Regions from separate parts of the Homo sapiens genome. Here region 1 is linked to region 2. A link is a contact called in ENCODE Hi-C or POLR2A ChIA-PET data. All regions are on one chromosome and are shown on one strand. The core of a region is the stretch at or near the end of the contact, and the rest is flanking DNA. Distances in the headings are between cores, read along the strand shown.

What was found. Hi-C counts contacts between places; a loop is a spot of excess contacts on that map. ChIA-PET counts read pairs that join two places held with the same protein, here RNA polymerase II (POLR2A). Pooled maps may share reads with other maps.
Region 1: a pooled map shows a loop between it and region 2 (5-fold over the local background). The contact joins two enhancer-like sites. A Hi-C loop is called at or near these places in 8 of 50 pooled maps. POLR2A ChIA-PET finds 5 or more read pairs at or near these places in 6 of 52 experiments (A673, H1, MCF 10A and 3 more).

Annotation. Positions count from the first base shown.
Region 1 is chr9:135,921,524-135,929,168 of GRCh38, reverse strand. No RefSeq gene overlaps it. Among named protein-coding and RNA genes, the nearest start is that of CAMSAP1-DT, 18 kb to the right of the region's middle. RefSeq lists enhancers at 2,209-2,258, 3,295-3,374. Within about 2 kb of position 2,193, at least 8 of the 41 ENCODE cell types and tissues checked have a DNase peak (open chromatin) inside an H3K27ac peak, as active enhancers do.
Region 2 is chr9:135,882,734-135,890,314 of GRCh38, reverse strand. CAMSAP1 (calmodulin regulated spectrin associated protein 1) reads left to right here. Exons shown (of 17, transcript NM_015447.4): 2 at 7,237-7,499. Among named protein-coding and RNA genes, the nearest start is that of CAMSAP1, 21 kb to the left of the region's middle. RefSeq lists enhancers at 555-1,258, 2,438-2,732. Within about 2 kb of position 2,955, at least 16 of the 41 ENCODE cell types and tissues checked have a DNase peak (open chromatin) inside an H3K27ac peak, as active enhancers do.

The DNA.
Region 1 (7,645 bases), core at 944-3,443, 40 kb before region 2:
ATAACTGGGGGTGGGCCCAGGGCTTTCTTTGGCCAGCAGGTGCCCCACTCTCTTCTCCACATTCCCAAGAGGGGCTCCCTTCACCCACAAGCTGTCCTTAGGGGCTCAGAATGAGTCCCAGCCTGTGTAGGGCCCCAAGTGTGGTCCTCCCGCGCCTCCCAGGCAGCCCCTGGGCTGTGGGCAGGCTCTGGCGCCAGCAGGGCATGAGCCTGGCTCTCGCCCAGCAGTGGGGTCTCTGTCCACCCTGCATCGTGCTCAGCCTCCCCCAGGCAACTGCGCTCTTCCTCTCAGCAGCCATGCGCCCCCTGGGCCGTGTGGCCACACTCCTGCCCTGTGCTTGGCCTCTCTGGGGTGGGCGGGGATGCCCACCCTCCCAGTGCCACCTCCCGGGCTCCTGAGAACTGTGAGCCCCATCCTGGGCTGGCCTCTGCTTCACCCAGAGGCTGTGGACCTCACAGCCCAGGCACGTCCCCTTCCCCTCTGGGGACCTGGCTGACCCCTCCTGGGCTCCTGAATGACAAGGGCCTGGATCCCAGACTTGTGAGGGCCCTTCCAGGTCCCTGTCAGAGTGGACCCCACCCACACCCAAGAGCACGTTCCTGCCCTGGTGTGAGCCTCGGGCACCAGGGCCACAGCCAGGGATCAGGGCCACTGCCGAGGGCCGTGGTGGAGCAGGCCTGGGACCATGAGCCCTGTGGCCGCAGCGGCTCTGCAAGCTGGCAGAGTCCTGACAAAAGCTCTGGGACCTGCACCCCTGTCCTTGAGTGGAGATGGATGGAGACAGGAGACCTGGTGTCCAGGCTCCGCCGCAGCAGGCACTGCCCTGGCAGGTCGGGGAGAGCCTGACTTCCAGGGCCCAGCCGCAGAGTCTAGAGAAATGATTTTACTCGGGCTGGGGGGTGGCGGGGACACAGGTGCCACAGAGCAGGAGGTGTGGTCAGGTGGGGCCTTCCCGCCCACAGCACTGGCTCTGTCGCCAGAAAGATCCTCCTCGAAGTGAGCTCGGAAGCGGACTCTCCCAGAGGGCAGGGGTGGCAGCTGCGGGGCTGTGGTACACTCTGCCTGCGGCGTCGCCCGTGTGTGGTTTTTGAAGTGTGTGTGTGGTGGTGTGGTGTGCGTGTGTGCTCTGTGTGCATGCACAGGCGTGCATGTGTGTGTGTGTGCTCTCTGCATGCAGAGGCGTGCGTGTGTGTGCGTGTGTGCTCTGCGTGCACAGGTGTGCGTGTGTGCTGTGTGCATGCAGAGGCATGTATGTGTGTGTGTGCATGCACAGGTGTGTGCATGTGTGCTGTGTGCATGCACAGGCGTGCATGTGTGTGCATGTGTGCTCTGCATGCATAGGCGTGCATGCGTGTATGCTGTGTGCATGCACAGGTTTGTGTGTGTGTGCGTGTGCTCTGCATGCACAGGTGTGCGTGTGTGTGCATGTGTGCTCTGTGTGCATGCACAGGCGTGCATGTGTGCGTGCGTGTGTCGTCCAGGGGAGCATCACGGGGAGGCCAGGCGTGTGCCCAGCTCCCCAAGCAAGGCCTCCTGGCTTCCCTTCCGGCTGTCCCGTGGCTCCTGTGTGGCCGGGGCCTCTGGTGTGGGCCGGCAGCTCTTGGCCCCCAATGGGGATGGAGCAGCTCCAGGGTGCCTGGGACCAGGCTGGCACTGCTGGCAGAGTCAGTAGGATGGGTGCAGCCCCTGGGGACAAGGACAGGAAGCAAGGGCAAAGGCACCTCCAGGACAGGCCAGGACAACTTCTTGGCTTCCACGCAGCCTTCCAGAGCAGGGCCACAATGCTGTCCCTGTTCCAGGCTTTGGAATGTCCTAGAGATGCTTCTCAGGTGGCCAGCCCTGAGTCCTGCACTGGAACCCAGAGAGGCAGGGCACATCCCCAAGGCCACATTGCCGTGGTCACAGAGCAGGTTAGGGCGCTGGGGGATCCCCGCCTGGCCTGCCCAGGAGAGAAAGGGCTCTCTGTGCGGCCCCGGTGCTCGAGTCCTGGAGGAGCCTGTGGCTGCAGGCTCTCAGATCTCCTCCCTTCGGGCGGGGTCTCTGGCACCTCTGCCTCTGACTCACTGGCCACCAATGGTGTCAGCAGAGGGAGCGGGAGTCCCCGGCTGCCTCAGCAAGGCCCTGTGGTGCCCGCCTGACTCTCAGGGCCTCTCGCTTTTGTTGTCCTGAGTCACCACCATCAGGAAGTCACACTGCCCTGAGGCGGCTGCGTTGCCAGGAAGCCTAGGCCACGTGGAGAGGCCACTCCAAGAGGCCACATGGATGTGCTCAGGGTGACAGCCAGAAGCGACCGCCACAGGTGGAAGTGAGGAACACACTGAAGGCCTCGCTGTGGTTGGGTCACCTGGCCGTTCTCTCCACGGCGAAGTGGAGACCACCATGGCACTGGGCCCTGCCTGGGTTCCCTTCCCGGGGCCCTTGAGTGCGGCACGATAAAGGCTGTGCGCAGCTGCCACACCTGGTGTCACTGGTCACTTGGAGTCACTGCAGCACCAGCTGAAGGAGAGAGGGTCCGGCTCAGCTGAGAGGCCGCTTCCCATCCAGTGACTGGAGGCAACTTTGTTGGAGAGTTTTCCAGCCTGAGACGGATGCAGGGGAATTTGGAGACTGGTCCCAGCCAGGGTGCATCCCAGGGTGTGGTGGGGGCTGCCCCAGTCGGCACGTCCCGCAGATCCTCACACCCTCTGGCCACTGAAGACCTCTGAGGCCAGCCTAAGGAGGGGCCTGCAGGGCTCTCCTTGTTTTTTTTCTTTGAGGCGGAGTCTCTGTCGCCCGGGCTGGAGTGCAGTGGCAAGATCTCGGCTCATTGCAACCTCCGCCTCCTGGGTTCATGCCATTCTCCTGCCTCAGCCTCCTGAGGAGCTGGGACTACAGGCGCCCAGCACCACACGCAGCTAATTTTTTTATTTCTAGTAAGACGGGGTTTCACCATGTTGGCCAGGCTGGTCTCGAACTCCTCATCTTGTGATCTGCCCACCTCAGCCTCCCAAAGTGCTAGAATTATAGGTGTGAGCCACCACAACCGGCCGTTGTTTTTAGGTTTTATGTATTTACTTTAGAGACGAGGTCTCGTTCTGTCACCCAGGCTGGAGTGCAGTGCAGCCATCACGGCTCATTGTAGCCCACAACTCCTGGGCTCAAGCATCCTCCCGCCTCAGCCTCCAGGGTAGCTGGGACTGCAGGTATGCACCACTGCGCACAGCTAGTTTTTAAATGTTCTCTAGAGACGGGGTCTTGCTGTGTTGCCCAGGCTGGTCTTGAACTTCTGGCCTCAAGCAATCCTGCCTCAGCCTCCCAAAGCACTGGGATTACAGGCATGAGCCACAGGGCCCGGCCTCTCAGTGCTTTCTGAGAATGAGCTGCTTTTCTCTTCCGCCCCCAGACCTGAACCTCAGTGTTCCTGGAAACTCCCACGCTTGCATTCTGATGCTGAATTAATCACCGTGTCCCCAGGTGGCTGCTCTTGCCAGCCAAGCACTGAGGCCTCCAAACTCAGTCCCAGGATGGCGGCGGTCGGACCCCACGCTTCCTTGGGGCTCGCTGAGGGAGGGGGTCTGACCCCACAGGCCCTACCCAGGAGTGAGTCCGGGGCCAGGGTGGCCCTCGCAGACAGCGGACACTCTCGCTGCTTCCCTCCTATCCAGGCTGGGCCCACCACTTCCATGATGTGGCTGCCCTCACCATTAATTGCTTAAACCTGGGAGACGGAGGTTGCAGTGAGCCGAGATCACGCCATTGCACTCCAGCCTGGGCAGCAAGAGTGAAACTCCATCCCCCACCCCCCCAAAAAAGAACAGCTCTACTAGGCTCTACCTGACATGCACCAAGCTGTGTGTGCGAGGTTCACAGGTTGGAGGCTCCTGAAACAAGTGGGCACCTGGGAAAGCATCAAAGTCAAGACCCCCAGCACGGGGGACCTGCAGCCGCCAGGCCACTGGTTGCACAATTCCTGAGCCGGCGGGTTTCTTTCGCCTTCTGTAGGTTCGACCTTGAAACTACAAGAGTGAATCTGAAAGTTAGTTCAAAAAGTCAAACGGGTTCACAGCAGCCAAGAGGTGGCGACAACACGAAGCCCATTGGTGGAGGAGTAGGGGGGCAACATGTGGTCACCCAGACAATGGGGTGTTCGGCACACGAGGAGGTGAGCCCTGACGCAGCGACACGCGTGAACCTTGAAGGCATCATGCTGAGCAGGACAAGCCAGGCATGAAGGTCCACATGTTGTCTTGATTCCATTTCTATGAAATGTCCACAACAGGCGAATCCACAGAGACACAAAGATGGGTGGTTGCCACGGGCTGGGGGAGGGAGGAATGGGGAGTGAGGGCTGATGGGGAGGGCGTTTCCTTCCCAGGGCATGACAGTGTTCTGGAACTAGATGGATGTGGCTGCGACGCATCGGGAATGAATGCAACGGCACTGAATTGTCCACCTTAGCACGGCTGAGTTTGTTATGTGAATTTCCCCTCAATACAAAAATAAAAAAAATTGCCTCTAATTTTCTTTCCAGCTGTAACTTCCGTGTTTTTAAGGCGTCGAACCCAATCCCTCCGTTTTACATCCTCTATGAACTAATCGATGCCCCCAAACTACTAAATTTCATTTCCCAGAAAGTTCATGAAAAACCAAAACTCCAAGGAAGAAAAACTTGAGACCCAAGCTAGTCTCGTGTTTTTTATCATCTGTGATTTTTCAAAATTTCCATGCTGGGCCTGAAGTACTGTTAGTCAGAACGGTTTATTTAAGCAAACCAATATGCATGCTTTGTCATAAAATAATTTCCATATGGTAATACACTTGTTTTTTCTGTTTGTTTGTTTTTTGAGACAGAGTCTTGCTCTGTCATCCAGGTTAGAGTGCAATGGCGCGATCTCGGCTCACCGCAACCTCTGCCACCTGGGTTCAAGTGATTCTCCTGCCTCAGCCGCCTGAGTAGGTGAGATTACGGGCATGCGTGCCACCATGCCCAGCTAATTTTTTTTTTTTTTGAGACGGAGGTCTCACTCTGTCGCCCAGGCTGGAGTGCAGTGTTGCGATCTCGGCTCACTGCAAGCTCCGCCTCCCGGGTTCACACCATTCTCCTGCCTCGGCCTCCCGAGTAGCTGGGAGTACAGGCGCCTGCCACCACACCTGGCTAATTTTTTGTATTTTCAGCGGAGATGGGGTTTCACTGTGTTAGCCAGGATGGTCTCGATCTCCTGACCTCGTGATCCACCCACCTCGGCCACCCAAAGTGCTGGGATTACAGGCGTGAGCCACCGTGCCAGACAGTAATACATCTGCAACAGTGGTATTTTAAACACAATGGGCAGGCACATTTTGGTTTGGGTTCTGCACATTTTTAGCCTTGCAAGTCAGTGGAGACAGAGATGCGTGCTGCACCGCGGGAGGTAACTAGCCTGACCCAGAAGGGCTGGGGCGCAGAGATCCCCCACCTGGGGCTCCCCGCTGACTCCTGGAGCCCAGCCTGGGGGTCGCAGGGGAGTGGGCGGAGGCCACCCTGATCCCCACGCCAGACCTCCGTCCCCAGGACTGGAGGGAGAGGAGGGAACGAGGGAAGTCCTAAAGCTAAGCCAGCTGTTTAGCCCGTTTTCCCGACTGGGGCTCTGGACAGGCCCTGCCTGCTAAATGGTAAATGCTTTAATCTCCAGCGACCTAATTTAGTTCTTTTAAAAGCACAACTCAAAGCAAAAATGAAGCTGCCTAATATTTGTTAAAACACTATTATTAGGAGAAGTGGTAATATGTTGAAATTACCTTTACAAAAATTAAAGAAAGAAAGTTGGCCGGGTGCAGTGGCTCACGCCTGTAATCCCAGCACTTTGGGAGGCCGAGGCGGGCAGATCACAAGGTCAAGAGATGGAGACCATCCTGGCCAACATGGTGAAACCCCGCATCTACTAAAAATACAAAAAAAATGAATTAGCCAGGCGTGGTGGTGCGCTCCTGTAATCCCAGCTACTCGGGAGGCTGAGATAGGAGAATCGCTTGAACCTGGGAGGCAGAGGCTGCAGTGAGCCAAGATCACGCCACTGCACTGCAGCCTGGAAACAGAGCCAGACTCCGTCTCAAAAAAAAAAAAAAAAAAGGCTGGGATTGGTGGCTTACGCCTGTAATCCCAGCACTTTGGGAGGCCGAGGCAGGCAGATCACGAGGTCAGGAGTTTGGCGGGCCCCTGTAATCCCAGCTACTCCGGAGGCTGAGGCAGGAGAATCACTTGAACCCAGGAAATGGAGGTTGCAGTGAGCCAAGATCGCACCACTGCACTTCAACCTGGGCAACAAGAGGGAAAATCCATTTCAAAAAAGAAAGTCTGTGCAGGGTGGCTCATGCCTGTAATCCCAGCACTTTGGGAGACTGAAGCAGGCGGATCACCTGAGGTCAGGAGTTTAAGACCAGCCTGGCCAACATGGTAAAACACTGTCTCTACTAAAAATATAAACATCAGCTGGGCGTGGTGGCAGGCACCTATAATCCCAGCTACTTGGGAGGCTGAGACAGCAAAATCGCTTGAACCTGGGAGGTGGAGGTTGCAGTGAGCCGAGATTGAGCCACTGCATTCCTGCCTGGCAACAGAGTGAGACTCAAAAAAAACCCCAAAAAACAAAAACCTACAAAACAAAACAAACAAACCACTGTCATTAGGGGAGATGGTAATATGTTGAAATTACCACTTTACAAAAATTAAAAAAAATAGAAAGGCTGGGCACGGTGCCTCACACCTGTAATCCCAGTGCTTTGGGAGACCGAGGTGGCAGGATCGCTTGAGCCCAGGAGTTCGAGACCAGGCTGGGCAACATAAGACCCTGTCTCCATTATTTTTTTTAAATAATAAAAAATGACCTCCTTACAATGAGGTGAGCAAGCGTCAGCCTGCAGGCCGGATGCCCAGGAGCATGGGCTCACCCTGCCCTGACTTCCAACTAGGCTGGGGGCCAGGTGGGGAAAAGTCCTGTGCCCCTCCTGAGGGGGTGCAGGGCCCGATTTGGAAGGCCTGGGTCCAGGGTGGAACACTGCCACCTTTACCAAGGCTTGTGTGACCTTGTTGCCAGGGGAGGGTCTGATGGGCCGGCCCGCTGGGGATATCTGGGCTACCAGCTGGGCCATCCTGGGGCCACTGAGAAGGCGAAGGGCTCAGAGCTCAGCCAGGTCAGGGTTTCCTCTCTCATCGCTCCCCACTCCTCCGTCCATGCCTAGGGGCATCTGCAGGGCTGGTCTGGGGCCGCCCAGAGGCTGTGAGGGCCAGAGGCCTCACCCGGGTCACCACCCAGAGCAGGAGGTGAGCTGGGGGCACGGGAGCAAAGGCGAGGCAGGCAGGCTCGGGGAAGAGCTCCAGGAGGCAGGTGTGCAGTTAGCGTTAGGGTTATGAAGGAGGGGAGGGGATGTGTGGGTAATGGTGCATTTTGCCTTCTCCAGCAGCTGGGTCTGAAATGCTTGGGGATCAGGTCACCCAGGAGGGTGGGGTGACCAGAGGCCAGGGTTCCAGAAAGGGCTGGCACCTGACCATGTTGGACTAGGGTGACAGGGACTGGGTCCATGTGCCACAATCCACACGAGGGTGTCCCATTTGTCCCTCTACCTCCCCCCACGGAGGTGGGAACCTGGGGCTGGTGAGGGTGATGGCACCTCTCTGCAGGGCCCCCAG
Region 2 (7,581 bases), core at 1,706-4,205:
TGTGTGGAGCCTCTGTGGCTGTGAGTTGTGTGTGTATAGCCTCCTGCAGGTGTGGATTGTGTGTGCAGAGGCTCTGTGGGTGTGAGCTGTATGTGTGTGGAGCATTCCACAGGTGTGAGTTGTACATGCGGAGCCTCCATGGGTGTGGGTTGGGCATGCGGAGCCTCTGCGGGTGTGAGCTGTGTGCACTGTCCTACTGTGTCTGCCACGGGGGCTTACTGGCCTAGCACAGGGTCCACCGTGCCTGGAAGGAGGCTCCCTCCCATCCCACCCCGAGGGGCCTCCCATGCTCCTTTGCCCACCTTTGCTCCATGCCTCCTTTCCAGGCTCAGGCTGTGCAGTTTGTGTTTCGGTTGCAGTGGTTGTGGCCCTTGGGGGCCTCGAGATTTCTTCGTGAGCTCAGGGGAGCGAGCTACGGGTGGGAGCTTACGGGGAGAGGACCTGGTGCCAGCACCTTTCCTGCTGGGTTTCTGAGGTGTGAATGAGGGTGGCCGGCCGGGCCTCAGGTGCAGAGCCTCTGGCCTTAGAGTTTGTGCTCCACTCTAACCATCCCATGCGCTCCCACGGCCTCTCAGAAGAGCTCAGGGGAAGGAGGAGGAGGGGCTATGAGGGTTGCCCCTTAGTGTCTGCCTCCTGGCCCAGTGAGGTCTCTGTCACTGCGCTCATGAGATGGCCCAGGGCAGCTGCTAGCAGGCAGGCTCTGCAGCCCCTCCAGCCTCTCCTCACCAGCACGTGGCCTCTGCTCCGGGCTTGGTCTTTTCTCCACACTGGGGCTTCTCTTTGCTGGGAGTTCTCTGAGTTTCTGTGAGAGTTTTTGTTTCGTTCGGGCTTCTGCCTGTGCTTCTTGGAGCATTGTTCCATGGTCACTTTGAATTCCTTGTCAGACAGTCCCAACCTTGGGACATTGCCTTTTCTCCTGGAAGTTGCAGGTTTTCCTGTGGGTCTTTCTTTTTTGTTAAGGAGCTTTGGGTTGTGTGTTGGGCATTTGCAATATTGTATTTGGAGGCCGTGGGTCCTGTTGGAGGCCTGAGGTGTTGGTTTTGGTTTGTTCTAGCAGGTAGTCCACCCAGTTACGTCGAGACTGCAGGCCCTGACCTGCTCCTGGGGGCTACATACAGTTGAGCGTAGGTTTCATTTTCGGTCTTCGTCCTGCCGCTCTGGCTGGGCTGTGGGCTGTGGCCCTCAGAGTGGCTGCTGTGCCACTGTAGTTGCTTCAGGAGTGGCCAGGATGTGACACAGATTTAGAGGGTCTCCCTATCCAGCCCCCTCTTCTCTGGGATCCTCTCCCCTCTCTGAGGGTTCCCGAGGGTCTCCCTTGCTGGCCTTCTGGCTGGAAGCCAAGTCTGCACCTGAGCCTGGTGTGGCATGCCCGGGCCAGCGCCCTGTGGGGTGTGTGCTTGTCTGTGCACCTGGCGCTCCGCTGTCAAGGTGCAGTTTGTTACTGGTTGTCCCTGGGTGGGGGTCAGGTGGTCTTGGCCCTGTGGGGACCATTACATCAGCTTTTCTTACCCTTGTGTCTGGCCTCTCCAGGATGGAGCTGGGGCGTGGACTACTGGTCGCTTTTACCTTGAGTTGGAATTATTTCCGTTGACTCCTTATATCCAAACAGGAAGAGTATCCACGTTTTCCAGGTGGAGACACTCACCTTTGGGGCCTCTGCAGAGGTGACTTTCTCAGTGTCAAATGCAGATAGCCAGGCCGCCCACGGGGACATTCTGGGAGAGCTGGTCTCAGCTCCCAGGTGGCTCAGACAAGCAACAGAGCAGAGACTCACTGTCCTGCACGTCTCTGGGCTGTGCCTGGCACTGCAGTGGCCTGGTCTTTTTTCCTGGGGCTGAGTTGGAGGCTACGGGAGTAGCTGGCTTTAGGTTGGGCAGTGGCCACAGTTGTAGCACCTGCCAGAGGGGTCTTTGCCGTGTGCTGCCGTGGAAGAGCTGGCGGTTGGTGTGGACACCTCCTCCCGAGCCCCGTGCAGGTGCCGCGGGAGGGCTGCAGTCGACAGATGGCCACTTCCTGACCTGCCTTTTCATCCTCATTGCAGTAATAGCGACGGAAGGAATAACAGCTGAGACTCCCGTGTGCATCCACAGAGCTTATGCTCAGCTGGCGCAGGGCAGGAGATAGACCCTTTCGTTGTTCGGAACGGACAGGTAGGGGGCCAGGGTTCAGAGGGATCCAGTAAGAGGCCAAGCTGGGACTCTGGGCCAGGTGGCTGTGCTGGGCCCTGCCCTTGGGAGACCCCAGCGCTCCAACTCCTGCTCTCCGTCAGTTGCCACCCCTCTGAGTTCCTCCTGCACTTAGTGTTGACCTCACTTCCACTGCAGACTGGTTAGAGTCTTCTGACCCCTTCCCAGGGCCTTTCTGTGTGGCTCCCGCCGAGGCCTGCCCCACAGCAGTCCAGCAGCCACTGCGAATGCGTTGCTCATGGGTACTGACGTAGCAGTCCGAGGAGTGACAGTGCTGCCACCCTGACAGTGCCGTTGCCGACTCTTGTCTCCAGTCTCCATGGGCCCCTGCCCTGCCCGTGTCCTTGTTTGACTTTCACTCTGCCCCCTGTAGCCGCACTTCTCCCCACTTCCTCCAGGCTGGGCCCTCCCACTCAGCAGATGCCCTGCCTCCTGCTTAACATAGTAAGACAAACTGCAGGTGCTGATGGGCCGCCCACCCCTTCCCTGCGTCTGTACCCTGACCCAGTGAAAGACACTGCCCTACCTGGGCCCTGCATCCCTCCCCTCCGCCTCCCGAGGGGCCTCCTTTCTCAGGAGCAGCCTCCTCCTCTTCAGCCTCTCCCATTGATTGGGTTTTCTTTCGTCACCGTTTCTCCAATCCTTAAAGCAGACACATCTTTTTTGGCCACACTTTCCCCTCAGAGCAGAGGCACAGTTCCCGCTGTTCTCACTTCCTTCCTTCTGTGCCTGCGGCTGTCTCTTCACCAGTTCTCAGAATGCTCTTCCCGAGGCTGCCAGCTGAGTCCGGCGGGCTCTGTGGTCTTCATGCATGCATCCTTCTCAGCCTTCCTTGGTGCACACTGCCCCTTCAAAACCTCCTCTGGCCTTGGCAGCACCATGTTCTGGCCCCGCCCCGTTCTCTGTTCACTTGTCCGTTTCTTTGGCTTCTCTCCCGACATCTGTCCCGTGGGCTTGGTGTCCTCAGGTTGCCTTGACCAGCTTCTCCCACTGCGCCCGGCTCTCACTGGATGACTCGTCCCCCTGGGCATCGATGGCTGTGTATATGTAATGGGTTCCAAAGCACGTCTCCAGCTGGTCCCTTTACTCTTGCGCTTCCAGTCTCTACACCTCTCCATTGCAAAGCTCCCCTTGGGTCCCACAGGCTCATCTCTCCTGTCCCCGACTGCCCTCCTCCTCCACACTACTGGTTTCCTGTCTTAGGAAAAGGGACCGTCCTGCTCCAGGCTGGCAGGAATTATAAGTTTGGTGTTTTTGTCGTACTGCATCAGGCACAGGCCTGCTGCTCACGCCTCCTGGGCAGTGGTTCCCCTTCCCGGGGCTGCCTGCCTGTGTCAGCCTCCATTGTCTCTCCTGGCGGTGACCACAGCAGCCTCCTGGGTCCACGCTCATTCTCCACTCTTGTTTACGGGGAGCTCCAGCAGATGGGATCTCCTCGTCCTCTGGCTTGTCTGACCCCCTTACTTGATGTGGTCTCATTGCATTCCTTGTGTGCCCGCCTAAGCCTGTCTCGCTCTGCTGACAGATCCCGCAGGGCCCAGGTCCTCCCAGCGCAGGCACGCACAAGAGCCTGGTGAGCTAATGAATGAAACATCCAGTTTGCCTCTTCCGCGCAATTCTGAACTGCTGTCACTTGCTGAAATTCTCTTAACAGGGTCATTTTCATGTTTTCCTCTCGCTCCTACCCACCCCCCTACTGGCTGCTTCCTTCCCTAAGAAACTTCTCCACCTGCACATCCCACTGCCCCACTGCCCCACTCCTCAGTGCGGGACTGGTGTCTCCTGCACCCCAGTCCCCCAGCACTCATCCTGTGTGACACCCTCCACATTGCGTGGAAATTACCTGTTGACTTTTCAGTTGTCTTACGAGGCTCAGCCTGAGAACAGTGACTTTATCTCTTCCTGTTTGACTCCCTGGCATTTTTGTACATTTTCTGGCTCACATGGGTACTTAATAATTGTCGAATGAATGTGTATTAATTCTAACAGTCTTACTGGTTTGTAGAAAAAACAACAAGAAACTATTAGAAATACATTGAAGGCATCACAAAGTTTTTTTTTTTTTTTAAGTAGGTATTGATTTTGATAGAACGTTAAACGTTCTAGAACTGTGCACATCCAGCTCTCGCAGTAGTTGCTTTCACTGAAGCCAGTTACTCATGGACAAGTGCAGTGTCTGAGGGCAGAACTGCCACAGCAGGGCCATGGAGGAGTGTGGCCACTGTCACCCAGTTGGGGGTCTGGCCAGGGTCTTCCTTAGGCCGGATGGAAAGGAGTAACATACAGTTAGGAGGGCTTCACCACAGTCTGAAGCTTGTATCTTTAGTAAGTGCGTCATTTTCCTTTAACTCTCATTTTCCTGCATCTGAAATTTATGTGAATTAGTTGTGTTATGCATATTCATATATGATTCAAAAAGGTGATTATATGAATCACTTTATATTGATTAATTTTAAAAGTGGGTCACCCTATGGCAAACGTTTCTACTTGGTAGATTGTAAAAGAGAAACTTAAATCAGAGCCATGGTTGCTTTTTCCTGTCTGGCCAGGTTTCTGCATCTGTGAGGTAGGCTCTGCCATTCTCCCTGGGGCTCACCCTGCTTCCATCTAATGCCAGCCCTCCACTTACGTGCCTGTCCCGTCTCCCACTCTGCACAGAGCCATCACTCTGAGGGGTCCCCTGGGGCCTTTCTCCTCAGCTGTGCCAGTTTCTGCTCTCCTAGGGGGACTGCATCACAGTTGTCTAAGTGGGAGGAGAGGGTGGCTTGGACCAGGCCGGTTAGGCTCGAGGTGCCCCCAGACATCTACATGGAGATGTCAGATAGGCAGTTCAGGGAAGTGATCAGGGCCAGAAATGTACATTTGGGGATGACTGTGTGTCTGTGGTATTTCTAGCCATGAGACTGAATTAGGTCATTAGGGAGGAGTGAGATAGGAAGTGCCCCTTCCAATATTTGGAGAAGTGAGGGGCAGCTGGCCTAGGAGATGGGGATGGAGCAGGCAGCGAGATGGGAGGAAGAGGCCAGGTACCCCGAAAGGAGAAAGGCAGCTCCCTCCAAGAGCCCTGACTAGGTGGGCTGCTGGTGTGGTCAGTTGAATAAGAGGAAGGCTGAGAGTGACTGTCGCATCTTTCCCCGCAGCCGGTGTGAACTGCTGCAAACGTTTTCAGGTTATGGGATCCCTTGCTCAGTGCCCTCCCCTGACTTCCCTCCACGGCCCATGGGTGGAGGGAACTTGGACAAACATGGGCCCACAGGCCGCCTGTTTGTCCCTGGCCACCTTGCTCTTGTTTCCTGGGACGTCTCACTCCGGCGTGTGCGGGGTGGCTCTGTGCTCACCTCTGCAGGTCAGCTTTCCTTGAGCAGTTTGTAAGGACAGCAGAAGTCTTCCCGTTGTGCTTGGCATTGGGGCCTGTTCCTTGTGTTACTGCTGTGCTCTGTTGTATTTCAAAAGTTCCAATGATTTCAGATTAGGGGGCTACTCGATGTGGTCAGCAAGTATAGGATTTGAGTCTGTTAACATCCACTAAGCCAGCCTTCCATAGCTGGAGCCCTGGCTGCCCTTGGGTTGCCGTGATGACCTAATCATTGTGTACAACCATGCTTAAAACAAAAATGCTGTGTAAACGGTGACTGCTGCCGTTTAGAAGTAAACCAGCTATGAGGTGCTCAGATTGTGGGGAAATGACCAGACTCCATGGGACCATAATGAAGTGACTCAGGGCTCAGGAAAATAGTGAAGGAAGCCAGAAGAGATGGCAGCAGAGAGAGAGGGGTGCTGTGGGGAACCATCGCCACAGCTGGTTCTTCCCCTGGGGAAGAGCTTAGGAGAGCTTGGCTCGGAACACAAGACAGGTTTGTTAGTGTCCCCATGAATGTCTCTAGTGTTACTGGTTGTCTGAACGCTAGGAGTCAGTGGGGTTTCTTCATGAGCTGTTCTGTGGAGGTGGTAGTCCTTTCTAAACTCTGTGGAGGTGGGAGTATCTGCACCTCCTAGCAGAGTGTTGGGCGCGGGGCACATTAAAGACCTGGGGGTCACGTGTTTCCGAAATGTGTCTGACTGCAGACATCCCTCGTCCTCCGTCTTTAGTGGGACAGCCGTTGATGTCTTGTGAGACAGTGTGAGGGGCATAGTGGCAAGGCTAGAAAAGTGGGTGAGGCCAGCTGTGACACATTCGGTGTCCCGTGTGTATGCTGCTCCTGCGCTGTTTGTGTGGGAGGCGGCGTATGTTGCAGCCGGAAGTATACAGTAGGCTCTCTGGATCAGATTGTGTGGGTTCAGGCTGGTCTCTGCCTCCTGTGGCCTTGAGCACTTACTTTCTCTGTGCCTCAATTTCTCATTTGTAATGTGCAGATGGTAGTCCTCATTTGAGGGAACTGCAGTGGCAAGATTAAGTAGCGTGGTTCATGTCAAGAGTTTGATGCTGCCTGGTCCAAAAATGGATAAAGGCTGATTGCTGCTGCTGCTGCTGTGTCGTCATGGTTACAGTGGCACCACGCCTGCCTGGCTCCCTCTTCTGTAAAGACCATGGGTGTTCACCCTCTGTTATCACTTCTGATTTTCATGTCAGAAAGAGGATGCTGGGCTCCCTCCCCGGGCTGATGCCAGCCCTGCCCACATGCTGTCTCCGCTGGTGTCCCCAGGCACTACATGGTCCTAGCCTGTGCTGGTTTCCCCTCAGCCCCATTAACACACTCAGGGCTCCCATGTCTACCTTCTTACTGCTGTTAAGTTAGGACAGTCATCCTTTGAGGTCACGGTGGAGGTCACGAAATGATTTCAGTTGTCTGTGTTCACAGAGTAGTCTGAGATGCTACAGTTAGTTGCCTTTGTAAGTACAGAAGACAGTAGAATTATTGAAAAGCCTAGAGCCTTTTCACGTTGTTAGTTGCTCATTTAATCAATCAATCAATTATTTTTTTTGACACTTGGTCTCCCTGTGTTGCCCAGGCTGGAGTACAGTGGCACAGTCATAGTTCACTGCAGCCTTGAACTCCTTCCTTTGGGTCTTGTGTGTGGCACTCACCTGGTCATCCCCTCCCTGTCTTAGATAACATCCCTGAGGACCTCAGAGACCCTTTCTACGTTGACCAGTATGAGCAGGAGCACATTAAGCCGCCTGTTATCAAGCTTCTCCTGTCCAGCGAGCTGTACTGCCGTGTCTGCAGCCTCATCCTGAAAGGGGACCAGGTGGCCGCCTTACAGGGACACCAGTCTGTCATCCAGGCCCTGTCCCGGAAAGGGATCTATGTGATGGAGAGTGATGACACCCCCGTGACAGAGTCCGACCTCAGTCGCGCACCCATAAAAATGGTGAGTGGTCTGCGGTGGCCGCCCCCAGGGGCCATCCTCTGGAGCCGTGGGCTCTCGTGTGGCGCACCTGGTGCATGGATGG